Regions from separate parts of the Mus musculus genome. Here regions 1 and 2 are each linked to region 3. Evidence: chromatin loops called from intact Hi-C (ENCODE). Cell type or tissue: left cerebral cortex. All regions are shown on one strand. Each heading gives the region's core, and the rest is flanking DNA. Links, peaks and the distances in the headings are about the cores only. Region 1 overlaps Prkg2 (protein kinase, cGMP-dependent, type II). Region 2 has its middle 95 kb from the start of Rasgef1b. Region 3 holds the start of Prkg2 (protein kinase, cGMP-dependent, type II).

The links. Peaks named below come from ENCODE experiments on the same cell type or tissue, not always from the same donor. Only the 100,000 strongest peaks of a DNase experiment are listed, where the experiment ranks them.
Region 1: a loop joins it to region 3, with 4 times the contacts of the local background. A loop is called at or near these places in 3 of 42 quality-filtered maps.
Region 2: a loop joins it to region 3, with 2.4 times the contacts of the local background. A loop is called at or near these places in 5 of 42 quality-filtered maps.

The regions. Positions count from the first base shown.
Region 1 is chr5:98,941,403-98,946,802 of GRCm38, reverse strand. Prkg2 (protein kinase, cGMP-dependent, type II) reads left to right here. Exons shown (of 19, transcript NM_008926.4): 16 at 3,267-3,389; 17 at 4,587-4,649. Among named protein-coding and RNA genes, the nearest start is that of Gm42123, 53 kb to the right of the region's middle. In left cerebral cortex, for the core only: no CTCF peak of the experiment used is centred there; a DNase peak (open chromatin) is centred at 2,852.
Region 2 is chr5:99,155,376-99,160,775 of GRCm38, reverse strand. No RefSeq gene overlaps it. Among named protein-coding and RNA genes, the nearest start is that of Rasgef1b, 95 kb to the left of the region's middle. In left cerebral cortex, for the core only: a CTCF peak has its summit at 2,590 (motif pointing right); a DNase peak (open chromatin) is centred at 2,581.
Region 3 is chr5:99,033,352-99,038,751 of GRCm38, reverse strand. It overlaps Prkg2 (protein kinase, cGMP-dependent, type II), which reads left to right and starts at 1,673. Exons shown (of 19, transcript NM_008926.4): 1 at 1,673-1,829. In left cerebral cortex, for the core only: no CTCF peak of the experiment used is centred there; DNase peaks (open chromatin) are centred at 1,541, 2,018, 2,262, 2,537 and 1 more place; H3K4me3 peaks cover 2,151 bases; H3K27ac peaks cover 1,286 bases.

The sequences.
Region 1 (5,400 bases), core at 259-5,258, 92 kb after region 3:
GAATCTGCAGGCCTAAATATTTAACACAGGACAGTGCGCGCGTTCACACACAAACGTGTACACACACACACACACACACACACACACACACACACACACACGCGTGCGCGCGCGCGCGCGCGCGCGCGCGCGTGTACATGCAATACAAGGTAGTCCACATTCGTAATATACTTCACTGCTTACCAAGCACACATACACATAACCTTGTTTAGTTTTCAAACACACATGAGGAAGGTAAGATAGGAATTTTCATTATTATTTTATGATTCAAATGTTTTTGATTATTTTATGATTTAAATTTTACAAGTTAGACAACTAGGTCACAAGACTATCTGCCTGAGATCAGTAACTTGATTCCAGTTCCCCTGGCTCTGTCTGTGACGTACTTTCTGTGACACACGTATGATTTATGACTCTTTATAGCCAACTGTGATCAACATTAGTTTCAGAGACATTTGCACTAAGAATTGTGTAATCAGTCCTACGATGAATCCATTTGGGGCAGTAAATGTCAACATACACATGTTCTTTTTGCAACAATAAGGACCTAAATAGGGATTTGCACGTTCTAAAGATGCAGTCCACCACTGAGCTGTGTTCTACTTAATTGTCTTAAGTGCTGCAAGCCTCAATATTAAATAAAAAATGTGAAAACACCCATGGTTCACATCTTTGTCCACACACACACTGGGGAAACAGATTTGAAAATCTGCATTTTAGCTGAATCATTATTAACAATGTTCAGATAGTCATGATGGAAGAGTGAGATGGAAGGATGGAATTTTCCAGGTAGTCATGGAGAAGAGCAGATTGTTTAAGGTGTGCGAACCCTGTGTTGTTTCCAATATTTATTCCTTCATCTTAGAGATGTCTAAGGGAATGTTACTGGCATGGTGGTTCTTGGAGCTTCTGGAAAATACATGTGGATCTTTGTCACCTGAGAAATGTGTCATGCAGAACAGCAAAATAAATTGGGGAAATAACAGAGGGAGAGAAGGGACAGCAACTTGGAATTGCTAAGGGGGCCTCAAACCATCATAAAGAAGTTAGGGAGATATTTTGCCAGGCATTTTCAGGGCAGAAGAAAGTCCATTTTTAATTCTCTGATCCAGTGTTTCAGGTTGTCAGGGAAAGAACACCATGAGAATCATAACAAGGCTGTAAATATGCTCGTGCATGCATCTCTGTGTATTGAAGATGCCAAACCAATGGCTTTGCCTCTGGCTTCATTTTCTTCACAGTGGAATCAGAGGTTACTTGAAACTCAATGCATTACCTTTGCTCTAAGGCTTTATTATTTTATTTTATTGTGCCAAAGGTGAGGACAGTTGGTTTCCAAGTAGTACAGCCATAGTTGCTAAACAACAGAGTAATTAGGTGTTTTTTAATCTTCAAATTTTAAATGGTGTACTAGCCCAGACATGAAAATGTTTTAGGAATCAAAGTGATAAACAAATTAAAATGTTGCCCCACTTTGGTGGCTACATCTAAACCCCACTAGTCTTTGAAGTATTCTCTTCGGTGCTTTACAGGCCCTGCCTCTCCCTCCTCATCTTACCGTGATAGCCCCATCTCTGTACTCATTTCTGAGTTTTCTCATTTTCCTGATAGTTACATTGAACCAGTCAGTCCTTGACCTCTTTTCCACCTAACACTTACTGCGTCATATCCTCAAGTCCTACAACCATAAACCTTATGAGATGATGAGATGGACCAAGTTAATCTTCCTAGTGTTTCTCTTCAATGTTAGGCCCATAAACCCAATGGCCTGCCTCTCAGGTCCACATGGCTCTGCAACATAGCCAGGGTCCTTTCCCCGGTGACTAGCTGCAGCAACACTGAGTCAGGTGACTTTCCATTGCTGTGACCAAATACCTGAGGTCACTTAGAAGTAAGAAAAGATGTATTCTGGTTCCTTGTTTCAGTCTATGAATCACTGACCCTGTAGATTTGGGAACATGGCACGTTATGACAGAGCATGCGGCAAATGATGTCTGTCACTATGAGGTGGCCAGAACACAAAGAGGAAGAGACGAACATCTCAATATTCCAGTTAAGGTCCTTTCTCCAATGGCCTTTCTTCTGGCCTCATTCCGAAAAGTTCCTGTTACGTCTCCATTATGACACAGCTTGGGGACCGGGGCCTCTGGGGACTAGCCTAGACCCAAATTATAGCACTTGCCTCGTCCCTAGTTTGTCCATCTTAGGGAAAATAGTTCTATTCAGTGGGCACCGTGGCCAGGAATCATTCTTGAATTTCTTTTCTCTCTTCCCCACCACATTCACTACGTTGGCAAATCCTGTTAGTTTTATCATTAGTCTTAGGCCAGGCTATATCACAAAATTCTATAGGCTGGTGACTTTTTTTAAAGCTCATTTATTTCTTGCAGTTTGGGAGGCTGGAAGCCTCAGCAAAAAGTTGAGCTCTAGTGAGGACTCCCTTTTAGTTGTAGACTTATAGGATCCTCGCTAGGAAAAAGATGGCCAGCCAGACTCCTGTCTTAGAAGGTCACCAATCCTATTCATTGATAGGCACACTCTCAACCTAATTAACTTTATAAAATCCCATCACTTCAAGATTATGGTTCCAACATATAAATCTGACAAAGAGACATAATTAGTACAGTCCATGGACTAGATAGAGCCACGTCTCTTTCAATATCTTCAGCACAGCTTCCCACCGCCAGCCTGCCAGCCTCACCCCATACTGGACTTTATTTCTTGTATTAAAAAAGATGACTCAAGTTGCTGTAAGTTCTACCACTGACTCAGATCCATGCCCAGATCTTCACTGTAGCCCACGGGATACACAGGATGCTGTGGTAATCTCTCAGCGTCCCTGGAAGCTTACTCATTCTACCATTTACTGCCCACTCCTGCCCACTCCCGACACATTCCTTTGTACTTCCTGTCTCAGAACTCAGTGATCTCAAACAAGACAACTCTGTGTCTCATTGGCTCCCTCTGTCCATTCAGACTTCTCCTTTGTCAGCGTAGAAAGGAGGCTTTTCCTACTCACCTTCTTACACACACACACACACACACACACACAAGAAAATCACACCCCCTCCCTTTCTGTCTTCTCCTTTTAGGGGTTATTTAAGTGATGGGAAATTGATTAAAGGCTTTCCACAATATACCCCAATTTGTTGTAAAGTAACTAAGAGGGAGGGTCAGAGAACAGAACCGGAGTGGAAAGAGAAGTAGGAAAAGAGGAGCCCCACAAGACTCTCTCTGAAGTGCGTCTTATTTTGTGTCTTCTCCAGCCCTCCCTTTTCTGGGATAGACCAAATGATGACCTACAATTTGATTCTCAAGGGAATCGAGAAAATGGATTTCCCCAGAAAGATAACAAGGCGCCCTGAGGATTTGATCCGGAGGCTTTGCAGGTGAGAATGACCATGGGCCACAGAGGAAGTGTGAAGGCTTCTGCTCCCCGTGCAATGCGGAGATGTTTTGCAATTACGTTTGTGCGTTCAGTACTTGGACATCTTATGTTGCTGTTGTAACTGAAGAAAGTTTTTAAGTTAAATATTTTTGAAAATATTTTTGCATGTGTATTTGTGCACGGGTGCATGCCTGGTGCCTTCAGAGGCTAGGCGATGTCATCATATCTAGAACTGGAGTTATAGACTGTTGTGAGTTGTCGTGTAGATGCTGGGGACCCATTACAGGTCCTCAGGAGAAACAGCAAATTCCCCTGACCATGGAGCTGAGCTGTGTCTCCAGCTCCCTAGTAGTCTTCTTTCCTTTTTGTTTTTTAACAGAGTTCAAGAAAAGATTTTTATTTATTTTTATTTTGTGTTTATAGGTATTTTACCTGTATGCATGTCTGTGCACCATGTGCATGTCCATAGAAATTAAAAAAGGGCATTGTTGTGTCTCCTGGGGCTGGAGTTAGAGACAGCTGTGAGTGCTCTACAGGTGCTTGGACTTGAACTTGAGTCCTCTGGAAGAATAGTCAATGTTTTCACCCACTGAGCTATCTCTCCAGCCCCTTCGTAGTCTTTAAGAAAATGTACTTTTCCAGTCTTCTTTTAAATTATTTCAGCCTTTGACTTACTATCGAAAACATCAATTTTCAGAGAAACATTGGAGACTTCTAGAGCTTTGTTTTGTTTGGCCCAAACTCCAATGCACTGCTGTGCCCCTGTCCCACCTTTGGAGATGTTTTTAAAGCATATAAAGTTAGTAAATCAAAAACATCAAACCTAGTTTGGGATTTGCAAATAGGAATACCTACACACTTCTGAGATTGCAGCTTGGATGTAAATGAAATCCTAACACATTTCCCAGTTTTCTCAGCAGCATTTGCAACTAAGTTTGCAAGCTAGTATTTATTCAAGTCTATCCACAGCTCATGCAGAGAACAGATAGATGAATCCAGACACTCAGCTGCAGCTCCTCCATGGAAGGACCATAATTTTGTTTTCTCCCTGTGGTCAAATGGCTGGCCTGCAGTAGGATCTGATGAAAGTTATTGAGTAAATGAATTTAAACACAAGCACTATTCTTTTTTCTAAAACCACTTGTATGTTGTTGTTGTTGTTGTTGTTGTTGTTAACTTCTCCCATCAATCATTTTAGGCAAAACCCAACAGAAAGGCTGGGAAATCTGAAGAACGGGATCAACGACATTAAGAAACACAGGTAACTGATTTTCCTTGTTGCTGACATAAACATATAAATGTGCAGAATAACCAGGTGTCTTAGGTAGGGTTTCTTTTGCTGTGATAAATACCACGGTCAAAAGCAGCCTGGGGAGGGAAGGGCTCATTTCATCTCACAGCTTATATATAGTCCATCATCCAGGGAAATCAACACAGCCACCTGGAGGCGGGTACTGATACAGAGGCCGTGGAGGGTACTGCCTACTGGCTTGCCCATAGGTTAATCGGAGGGTGGGGGGCACTTTCTCAGTTGAGGTTCCCTCTTCCCAACTAACCATGTCTGGTATCCAGCTGATGTATAGGTCACCAGTATGTGAGATGACCATGGCAGGTTCTCTCAGGAGACCGCCTTGCTCCATTACAGGCTTTCAACTTCTGGGTGTTTCAAGGTGTAGTTTTCCTTTGTATAGTTTGCTAGTAATTGTTGCCCAAATAGGTCTTAATATGCTTTCCTTAATACTGGAAGTTCATGTCAAGAATGAGTCATCATTCATGTCATCTTTCAGTCACAGAAACAGTTTTGCATCCACTGTTATTTCTATTATTATTATTATTAACCTGGCTTCTGTGAGGGAATTAAGTAATATTTTTGGCTTTGAATTTGTAAATAGAATAAGATACAATTCTTGTAGAGATGTAGAAAAGAATGATACAGCCTAACCCATTATTAAATACCACTGACTAATGAGTTTTTACTTTATGTTGTTGTAAAGGGGATGCATTTAGTAGGA
Region 2 (5,400 bases), core at 308-5,307, 120 kb before region 3:
TTTTAAAATGTTCCTACAGATCTTTTTTTGTTTTACTTATGCAACAGAAAAATAAGAACATCTAGTGATATATGTTCTTATATAGAGAACATATATGTAAGAAGACATAGTATGGCCTGTAATTGCAATCATGAATCTTGCATAAAGTTATGTATCTCTTATGATGGGAGCAGTTCACTTTCAAAAACACCCAGATCCTTTCCTGCTGAATTAACACAAAGTCATCTTGTATCCTACTGTGGCATGGCTCTTTCAAGAGCTTGTCTCGAATCCACCTCTTTCTCAGCTTATGTTCAAACTTGATTTCAGGTGCTGTTGGTAGCAGATAATCTGATGGTTCCACAGTGGCCTCTTTATCACTCCTCAGATGATGCTGTGAGAACAGTGTCATCAGAAGGAGTCTGAGTGGTAGAAAGAAGTTAGTGTATTTACACTGTCTGCAGATATATAAAGTATATAGGTGCATTTTTTTTTAAAAACAAAAAGTGAGACACATCTCTACTGATAGCCACATAGAAATGAGCTTTTGATTGTTTATATCCTGAACTCAGCAAAGAGTTGAAGTTATTATGACTCAAATAATTAAATGAGTCCTTTAAAATATCAAACTATTTTTCTAGTTTCTTAGGCTAGTACAATAAATCTTGACAAAATTTCAACCATCTCAAATGCTCACCTTTGATTCTTGACAAGGATAACCTTCCTGAAACACCTTATGGGGCAGCTCTAAGCACAGCATATGCATACACAGTGTGGCTAAAGAAAACAAGAAGAATTCTTCTACAAAAATTATTTTTATGTGCATGTTTTACCTGCATATGTATGTGCACCAGGTAGGTGCCCTCAGAGGTCAGAAGTGGATTCCCTGGGGCAGGAGCTACAGACAGTAGTGAGCCACCATGGAGGTGGTGAACCCAGGTTCTCTGTAAAAAAAACAAGTGCTCTTAACTGCCGAACTCAGACATACTGATTTTTGGCTCTACATGTATTATGCTTGTGCATATCCATCTGTTCCTCAAAGCCCTGGCTGCAGTGTGATGTAATTAAACAGTGTAGAAGGCCATGAGGATATGTCTGCATAACTGGATCAGTGCATTTGTTGACAAAGAGACATCTTTAACAGGTGCATTCATTCAGGAAGGCCACCCACTTACTTTGAGGAGACAGCTGTCTTCAGGTCAAGAAGGGAGGCCTCACCAGGAACAGAGCCTACCGGCTCCTATCTTAGCCATCTAGCCTTTACAGAGAGAAATGAAATTCTGTTGTTTATACCACTCGATCTGTAGTCGTTTGTTATTGAAGCTCAAGCTGAGACAACCTGTACAAGAACGGTTTAAACATTAGGGCACGTCTCACAAAAGTTGCAGGGATGGGCAGCCAGCAATGCACTGTGACCCCCGCCCCCACCACCTTTAACATTTAAGCCTTCACTTCTATGCCTGTTGTCTATAGTTACAAAGTGGATGTAGCACCTGCAGGTTTCCAGTCTGTTTTCCAGCTATTGAAAAAACAAAAGGAAACAATGTAAGAAAGATGAAGACCGTCCCATCTTCCCAAGGATACACTATCTTTTCAGATTCGAAGACTCACTAGGCATTTTACTTTTCTTTGACTGTAACTATGCACATGACCATCTTGAGCCTCTAAGGAAGTACATCCACCTATAGATTCAGGGATCTTTTAGATTAGAAAGTAGCTCTTGTTCCCCTGGGACCATTCCATATCCATTCACTGCCTCTTGTACTTAAAGCCCCATTCAGCTGAAGGGCATTCCAGTCTCTCTGTGAGAAGCAGCTTCAGAGTGGTCCACAGAGTGCCTTGTCATCTCCGAGTCTGGCTCCCTCTTCATGAGTGGTAGTACAGCACCCAAGTGAGCTAACTAGCTGCCGAGTTTAGATGCACTCTGGGGATGGGCATGGGACGCTTCAGCAGCCAGCCTCTACCTTTGCAACCCTTGCCTTGTCTATAACCTTTGAACTGTTTCTGGCTTTGCATGCACATCAAAGTGAAAGTCACCCTTGAGAGCTCTTCTTCAAACTCTGTGGTCTGAACCAATGTCATCTCTGAGTTTCTAGAACAACTGCTGATTCATAGAAGGAAAGCAGAAGGACAGGTTGATTTAGGCAGCATGGCCCACTCCACAACCTCACACTGATTTGACTCCTGAGTTCCGACTTTCTCACAAGCCAGTTCCAAAATGAGTTACAATAAACAAGTGTCTCTTAATGATTGTGACCAAGACATCCTCTGGAGTCTCATTGCTGCCTTCTCCTTTTTCGTATATGTATATGTATGTGTATATGTATATGTATATGATGTATATGTATATGTATATGATGTATATGTATATGTATATGTATATGTATATGTATATGTATATGTATATGTATATGTATATGTATATGTATATGTATATGTATATGTATATGTATATGTATATGTATATGTATATGTATATGTATATGTATATGTAGAGAGAGAGAGAGAGAGAGAGAGAGAGAGAGAGAGAGAGGAATTAGAGAAACAGAGAAACAGAAGCACAGAGAAGCTAAGTTTACTTTCACCACTAGGGGTCAGCAGGGCACAGAAAGTGTAGACCGGCCAGGAGCCACTTGCTTTGCAGAACCTACTAAAATGGCTTTGGTCTGGTTGGGGGTTGCAGGTGGAGCCTCCTGAAGTAGGCAAGGAGAGAGTCTTAGGAAGTAGACAGGCAAAAATGCATTTACTCAATTCCCTTCATAAAACATGCACAGAAATCACCTCATTTTCTTAGATTTCATGGTGGCCATCTAGAGAAAATTAGATTAATATACTCAGATATTTATCGTCCATACAATAATGAAAGAGAACAGGAACCAGTTACTCAGTTAAAGTGAGAACAGCATGCCAAAGACCAAAATGAAATTAGGTATGTAGGTCTACTCACTGGGGTGATGTTTGGTATAGGTCTACTCATTTGGGCTGATGATGCCTGCAAGTCCTTTGAGCCAGACTGATCTCAACTTCAGTATCACTTCTGGTTTACCCTGCATTTTGACAGTGTTGGGAGGGCGAAGTCTCTGAGCTGTGGTTTGCTCACCTGAGATGGGTGGACAGTGCTCACTGTCATTGGAGAAGGTGTGAAGTTTCAACGAAATGAGTCGTCTGAGGAGCTTGCTTGCCTGCCTCAGCTGCTCAGCCCCTCAGTAAATGTGAGTGTGTCCCTATAGCTCACAGCTGGGGATAAACCTTGCCTTTCAAGCCTTTTAATTCTAGAGTCAGTCTCCCAAGGGAGAGAAAGGGACTAGGAGTAATCGGGCCCAGCTGGAGAAGGTGGAGAAAATGGGAAATGATGATGTACTTTGGTTAACATGTTGCCCACCACCTACTTGGGCTGGAGTTAACTGAGCCCTGCAGGCCAGAGAAGGTCTGTTTCAGCTGGTGGGCTGTGTCTTCCAAGCTCCTCACACACAAAAGACAGGAGGTAAGCATATTGGAGGGATAGAAAGCAAGGCTCAGGAGAGCCATGGCAGCTGGTTCCTACTTCTCTTCTTCCCTCCAAAGTGCTCTGCTGAGATAGAAGCCGTATCCAAGTGAAAGGTAGCCTAGGAGGACTGCCTCTTGATTTGTCAAACCCTGCTTCTAAACACATAAGCCCATAAGCATCTCTTGTATTTATTCCTCCATCCAATAATTTGCTACTGAAGACTTACCCGGTGTCATTTGTTGGGAACATGATGATGCATAGATGTCTGGAACTGGCTCTAATAAAGCACGTTATCAAGTAGAGAAAGTGGACAGTGCATGAGAGAGTAATCTAGATAACTTCTGATAATGTTCAACTGAAGTAGAGATGGAAGTTGGGGTACTTTAAGATGGGGTGGTCAAGGAAGTCATCTCTGAGGAGGTTATTAAAGCTGAGATAGCAGGATGACTGCGAACCATCTGTGTGCAGACACAGCATTCCAGGCTAGCACAAAAGGCCTTGAGTGTGTCTATAGGGCTTGCATGGCAGAGCCAAAGCCTGAAGGACGAACCTCCTCAGCTCATCAAGTCGGGCTGTGTAGGCTGAAGTGAAGAGCGAATCTGCTGCTAAAGAAACAGAAGAAAAAACAAAGCCTTCATTCTATGAGTTGGTTTTTTTTTTTCCCTCAACATCATGGATGGTCTTTTGAGTGCGTTCTTTTTGGCTCACAATGCAGGTTTCTGCTCCGAAGGCTTTATGAATTATTCTCCCACTTGGCATGATTGACTCTGGAGGGAGACAGGAATCTAGTTTGGATTTTGTCTCTGTCCCTCACTGACCACTGAGCAGGAGCACTGTAATCTTGACTGGGTCAGGTGGTAGCCCTGATCAATGGATTTCTGATCAATGGATTGACTGGGTCAGGTGGTAGCCCTGATCAATGGATTTCTCTGGTTCTCTTGTAATTTCTTCTGCTTCTCTTCTAAGCACAAGAAAGTATTATAAAGCAGGGGCCTTCTGGAAAAATTGTGTTATTTTACATATCAGTGGTATTTATTCCTACAAAGCTAAATCGAATCAACCAGACATTATTTCTTGAAGAGTACTGATAGCAAAAGGTCACATGGAGAACACAGGGAGGAATTCCGGTTTCCTGACATGTGGGCATCCAATCATACACTGAGATCGCAGAGGGCTACCATTTGAAAAACCACATTCAATAAGTCCCTTATTCTTTATTATAAATATTTTGTGACCTGGAAAGGGAAGGTCCCCAGAGTCTCTGTCAATGAACTCAGCCTTTTGTCCTTTTGATCAGTTCCAACTCTGCACTCTCCCTCCTGGTGCTACTGACTGTGGTCCAAGTCACCTGCCAGTAAAGGTTAGGAAAAGGGTCTGCAGCCAACATCCCATTGTTCCTACAAGCAAGTGTCTTTCATCGCTAAAGGATAAGATAGGAGCAAGCTTTCCTCTACCTGTTAGCCCATGCTTATTCATGAACATGGTAAGTACTAGGTCAGCAATGATAAACAAATAACTCTCCATTTCTCTTGAACTTCAGCCTCAAATTCCACATAAATGCTTAGGGCAGCATGTGTTCACAGAAACATTGGTAACTGACATTGGATCCCCATAGAAAACAGCCAAAAGCTAATGGTAAGGTCTGTGGCAAACTGGACAGGCTTTCTTACTACTGCAGGAGGACTGCTTTCTTGATTAGCACATGGACAGTGGGCATAACAGAGGCTCAGGAATGCAGAATCTTCACTTTTTTGAAAAATGTAGGGGAAAAAAACGTTATTGGCAAATAAGATACAACATTTTAAAAAGATAATAAAACAGATATCCCATGGGCTCTGGCTCTCTCTCTCTCTCTCTCTCTCTCTCTCTCTCTTAGATATTTTCCTTATTTACATTTCAAATGTTATCCCCTTTCCTCATTTCCCCTCCCCAAA
Region 3 (5,400 bases), core at 222-5,221:
GTCCTCTTTCTCTTGCTTTTTGCCCCCTACCCCCACCCCTTCCTCCTCTTGGCTTTTTTTCTTGTTTCTCTTCTGTCAGGAAAGTAGACTTGTAAGAACTTCTATCTGGTCACTAGGCAGGGGTGGGATCCCATGTTTCTATTCAACGCTAGTTTTGCGCCACTGCCTATCTCCATCAGTGGGTTTCAAGCTTTTACCTCAATGGACAGAGAGTACCATTGCATAGTTGACTTAGTGGACCACAGGATTTAGTAAACACATTTACTATGCGTTTTGTATTCTTAAAAAAAAAAAGTAGCTCTGACTCAGTGTGTCAAGTCTGACCAAGTTCTTACCATGACTTTTAGATATTTTCCTATGGATTCTTCCATTTCTTTGGAGTTCTTCATCTCACCATCTCTGGTTAGCCAACGTGAAATGTACGGATTTGAGAAAAAGTACCTGGCCTTAATTTTGTCCAGTTAATAGAAAAACAAACAACCGCTCTTCGTCCTCTGAGGCTTAATGAACCCATTCAACAAGTGTACACAGGCCTCATTCTATGTGGGGTTATGTATGTAATAGTGCATGCTGGAGTTGCAGGAAACCCCGTGGCCTACCGGATGTTTGATACCCCTAGGGAGTCGCGGTCTCACGTTCTCTGGATACAAACTGAAGAATAGACCCTCACTGTACCTCTCACTGTGCAGAGAAACTGCCCTTGTCCTTGTGAATCTGCCACAGACATTCCTCTGGGAGGATGAAGAAACAGGAACTCACTACGGGAGAGCACACTACCAGAGCATAGCATACTGCGGTGGGCGAGTATATCCATTTATATTTAGAAAAACCATAACGCACACCTCGGAATACTGTGTCTAAAAGGCCACAGGAGAGTATTAAATTACCTGCTTGAATAACCAAGAGAGGCTCATGCTAAAGTCTCACAGAATCAGGAGGTATTAATTCCTGTCCCTTGAAACTCGGTTTAGCCACTGTCCCCAGCATGCATCACATTCAGTGAACTGACTAGATGCGAGTTAAGGTTCCAGAGTCCTAGAAGAGCACGCGGGCCAAGCAGCCCTTGGGTCACGTGTCATGTAGAAGGGCACCTCTGTGACACCAGAGAGCATGGCCAGGGTGTGTGCGCCTGTCCCTTTGCGCTCTGGAAGGGAAGGCAGAATGGAGAGAGACCCAGCAAGGGAGAGCAAGAGCCCACAGTGAAGCAGGCTGGAGGCACAAGGGTGGGGAGGGAAGGCGATGATGAATACCCCCCTCAACTTTCCTCTCCCTCGGCCCACACACTTGAAATAAAAATAATAACACAACCAACCACCCGCTTGCATCCACGATGTTATCGCCCTACTTAAGTTGCCTCACGCCGGAGGTTCGGGGTATAAAGTGCAGACTGTCGCCGTCGCCGCAGGCCGGCTCCGGAGTACAGGTTCGCGCCGGCGCGGGTGACCCCACCTTCAAGGAAGCGGGCTCCGGGCTCTCCCACGCCACGCCGGGCTGACCCCCGCCCTCCTCCGTCCCTCCTCTCCGCTGAGCTCCCTCCTCCCTCCGGCGCGCCTCCTTCTCGCGGCGGCCCCCGCAGAGCAGCCAGGCGGCAGCACCCACGTCGCCGCAGCTCCCTCCCGCAGCGCGCCCGCCGCGTCCCGGCTCCCACGCAGCGCGAGCGGCGGCGCCCGCCAGCAGCCCGGACCCGGCACAGTGCGCACGGCGCGGCGGGGCAGAGCTGAGCTGAGCCCGGCCGGGGCCGCAGAGGGGCGGCGTGGCGGAGGACGCCAAGACGCTGCGGCCGCGCGGAGGGGACGAGCTGCGCACCTGGAAAGTTACCCGGCGGCCTGGTGAGGCTGGGGGGCTCGGGCACCCGTGGGGCTCGCGACCAGGGACGGGAGTGGGGACACGCGGGTGCCACTGGGCGTGCGTTGCGCGGTGGGCACTTCTCCCACACCCAGCCCGTCTCTCTTGCTGCTTGCATGCGGACATGTGGACGCGTTTCCTTCTCTCCTTGTGGCGAGGGTGGCTCCATACAGCAGTTGGGTTTAGAGCGCAGTGTGGCTGCAGCGTCCTTTGGGCTCTTCTGGGGCTGGGGGCTCAGGGGCGCTGTCACGGTGTGCCGTCCTGGCTTAGTTCTCCAATGTCTGAATAGCTGATTGGGCACACAAGACTCCTGCAAGGACTTTTACAAGTGCTTGTAAACTTGTTTGGGTGTCTTCTTGTCACTCAGCACCCCGAGGCGCTTGCACAGTTCTGCACATCTTCGTGAAGAAGCAAAGAGAGCAAAGAAACGCTAAGCAAAGAGCCACTTTGGAAATGAGAGAGAGAGAAAAAAAGAAATAGGTTTCAAGTGTAAGTAGGAGAGCTGAGCACGTAGGCAGAGCAGGGAGGCCAGAGCTGAGAACAGAACCAGCTCAGCGGCCCATGAGAAAGGATGACCCTAGCTTTTAGCATGCTTGTTTCCAAAGTTCAATAGGAAAGGGGCTTTTATTTTCCTTAAAGAGAATGCAACATCCACCTGCTCCCTGCCACACCCCCATACGCACAAGCGCCTTAGAAACCGTTTCTCATCTTTGCAAGTTTCTATTTAGCTCACAAAGAAGGCGATCATCCCACAGAGTAGACAACAGCTGCTACTCAGGCTCCTGTTGCGTTTTGCACACCGGGCTAGTGAGGTGATGAAGTGAAGAATTCCCTCTGAAAAACTAGACTGGACTCTCCTTCGCAACAGGCCGTAACTAAGAATAAACAAATTGCAAAGGTGGTACCTGTGAACCCAGCTTTTAACAGTCCTTGACTCTGGGCCTCTGTCTTCACAGGATGCAAGTGAGAATTCTCATCACAGGGAAAGAAGGCACATGCTGCCTGCCTGTTGGCCGAGCCCTGTAGTCTCCTGTTGTCTGATTTCTCCCTGTTTCCCAATTATCCCCTTTTCCTATGTTTTCATTTTCTCCAGTTTCCTCGGCTCGCTTTCTTGGGCTTATCAGTACTCTTATTTCTACTATTGTAAAAATTCTCTGCATACCTCTTTAATACCATCCAAACTCTGGCTTCAGCTCTTTCCATGGGACTTTTAAATGAGGACTTTTTTCTTCAGTCTACTGAAATGGCTAACCTCTTCTGTGCTTTTCCCTCTGATCTCCCTTCCTTTGACACATCTGGGATTTGAGCTGTGGCCTGCTGGACTCTTGAAATGTCTATTTCCAAGCTGTCTAGCAGACTTCTGCCATTCCGACAATGTTTCCTTATCCTTTTCCTTTTTTACTGCCCCCCCCCCCCACACACACAAATTATATTTTCACAGGTATGGCAGGTCCACACTCGGCAATGTAGGTATTTCTTTCTTATCTTTCTTCAATGGTCTCGTCTATTCACGTGAATTCAAGTCTTACCTCTGCAGAATTGGCCTGACTTAATTTTTTTTATTAATTTATGTATTTACATCCCAAATACTGCTTCTCCTCCCAGTCCCTCCCTCACAGAGTCTCTCCCTCCATTCCCCCCCCCCCCTGTGAGAGAGTGGGCTCCTCTGGGTATTCCTCCACCCTGGCACATTAAGTCTTTGTTAGATTAAGGACATCCTCTCTCACTGAGGCTAGACAAGGCAGCTATGGAGACTGAGCTGCCTGTCTGCTACATATGTGCAAGGGGGCTTTGCTCTAGCCCATGTGTGTTCTTTGATTGGTGGTTCAGTCTCCGAGAGCTCCCAGGAGTCCAGGTTAGTTGGCTTGGTTGATATTCCTTTGAAGTTCCTTTCCCCTTCAGGGCCTTCAGCCACCCCCCACACCCCCACCCCCATCCTGAACTCTTCCTTAAGTGTCCCTGACCTCCATCTGCTGCTGGGGGAGGCTCTCAGAGGACAGTTATGCTAGACTCCTGCCTGCAAGCTTAACAGATTGTCATTAATAATGTCCGGGATTGGTGCTTGCCCTACGGGATGGGCTGAGTTGGACCAGTTATTGGTTGGCCTTTTCTTCCGTCTCTGCTCTATCCCAGCATTTCTTTTAGACAGGACACATTTTGGATCAAAAGTTTTGTGACGGGTTCATGTCCTTATCCCTTCACTCATGATCCTGCCTGGCTACAGGTGGTGGCCTCTTTAGGTTCCATATCCCCCCCTGCCCTGTATCCCAGGTATCTGAGAATTCCTAGAAATCTTCCACTCCAGCTGGAGATTTTCATTCATTATCCTGGCCCTTTGGGCTCTGTCCTGTCTTTCCCCACACCTGATCCTGCCTTCCCATTCCCCTCCTCCATCCTCCTCCCATTTCCCACCCGGTTCCCTTCCTCTCTAGGCCTCCTATGATGATTTTCTTTTCCTTTCTAAGTGTGATTCAAGAATCCTTGCTTGGGCCTTCCTTCTTGCTTAACTGCTTTGGGTCTGTGAGGTGTCATGGATACTCTGTACTTTCTGGCTAATATCCACATATCAGTGAGTACAGACTGTGCCTAGCCTTTTGGGTCTGAGATACCTCACTGAGGATGATATTTTCTAGTTCCATCCATTTGCCTGCAAAATTCATTGTGTCCTTGTTTTTAATAGCTGAATAGTATTCCATTGTGTAAACACAACACATTTTCTGTATTCATTCGTCAGTTGAGGGACATCTGGGTTGTTTTCAGTTTCTTGCTATTAAGAATGAAGCTGCTATGAATATGTCATTGGGTATAGTGGGTCGACTTTCGGGTATATGCCAAGTGATATAGCTGAGTCTTTAGGTAGAAGTATTTCCAATTTTCTAAGAAACCACCAGACTGATTTTCAGAGTGGCCACACCAATTTGCAATCCCAGCAATGGAGGAGTGTTCCCCTTCCTCTACATTCTTACCAGCATGTGCTGCTCCTTGAGATTTTGATATTAGCCATTCTGATTGGTGTTAAGGTAGACTCTCAGGCTGACTTCTTCTCTTTGCATAGGCTTCTCCCTCTTACTGGCCCATGGCCAACTCAGGACATCTTCTGTCTCCACAAGGCTCCTTCTCTGTGACTCCTCCCTCCTTCTGCTGGTGTCATGGAGGGTCACTATAGATGGTGCTCCATGGAACATGTATCACCAAATGAATGAACGACACAGAATGGAAGTCATGCTTTCTTCCAACCCGCCCAAGATTAAAACATTGGGAGTGACTTGCTCCATTGTCTCGTGTGCAGTTTGATTCTCAACTGCCTCTATATTTTAAATTATTTTTTTAAACATGAGATCATAATATAATCACAACATTTCTTCCTTTTTCTCTCTCCGGAAATTTCCATCTACCCCTCCTGCTCTCCTTCAAATTCATGGTGTTGTTTTTCATTGTTACTATATGATAGGTCATAGAATATAATATGATACATATGCTTGATGTAGGTATCCTGTTCAGTCCATATGTAGTTATATGTATGTGTGTGTGCTTATATGTATATTTTCAGGCCTG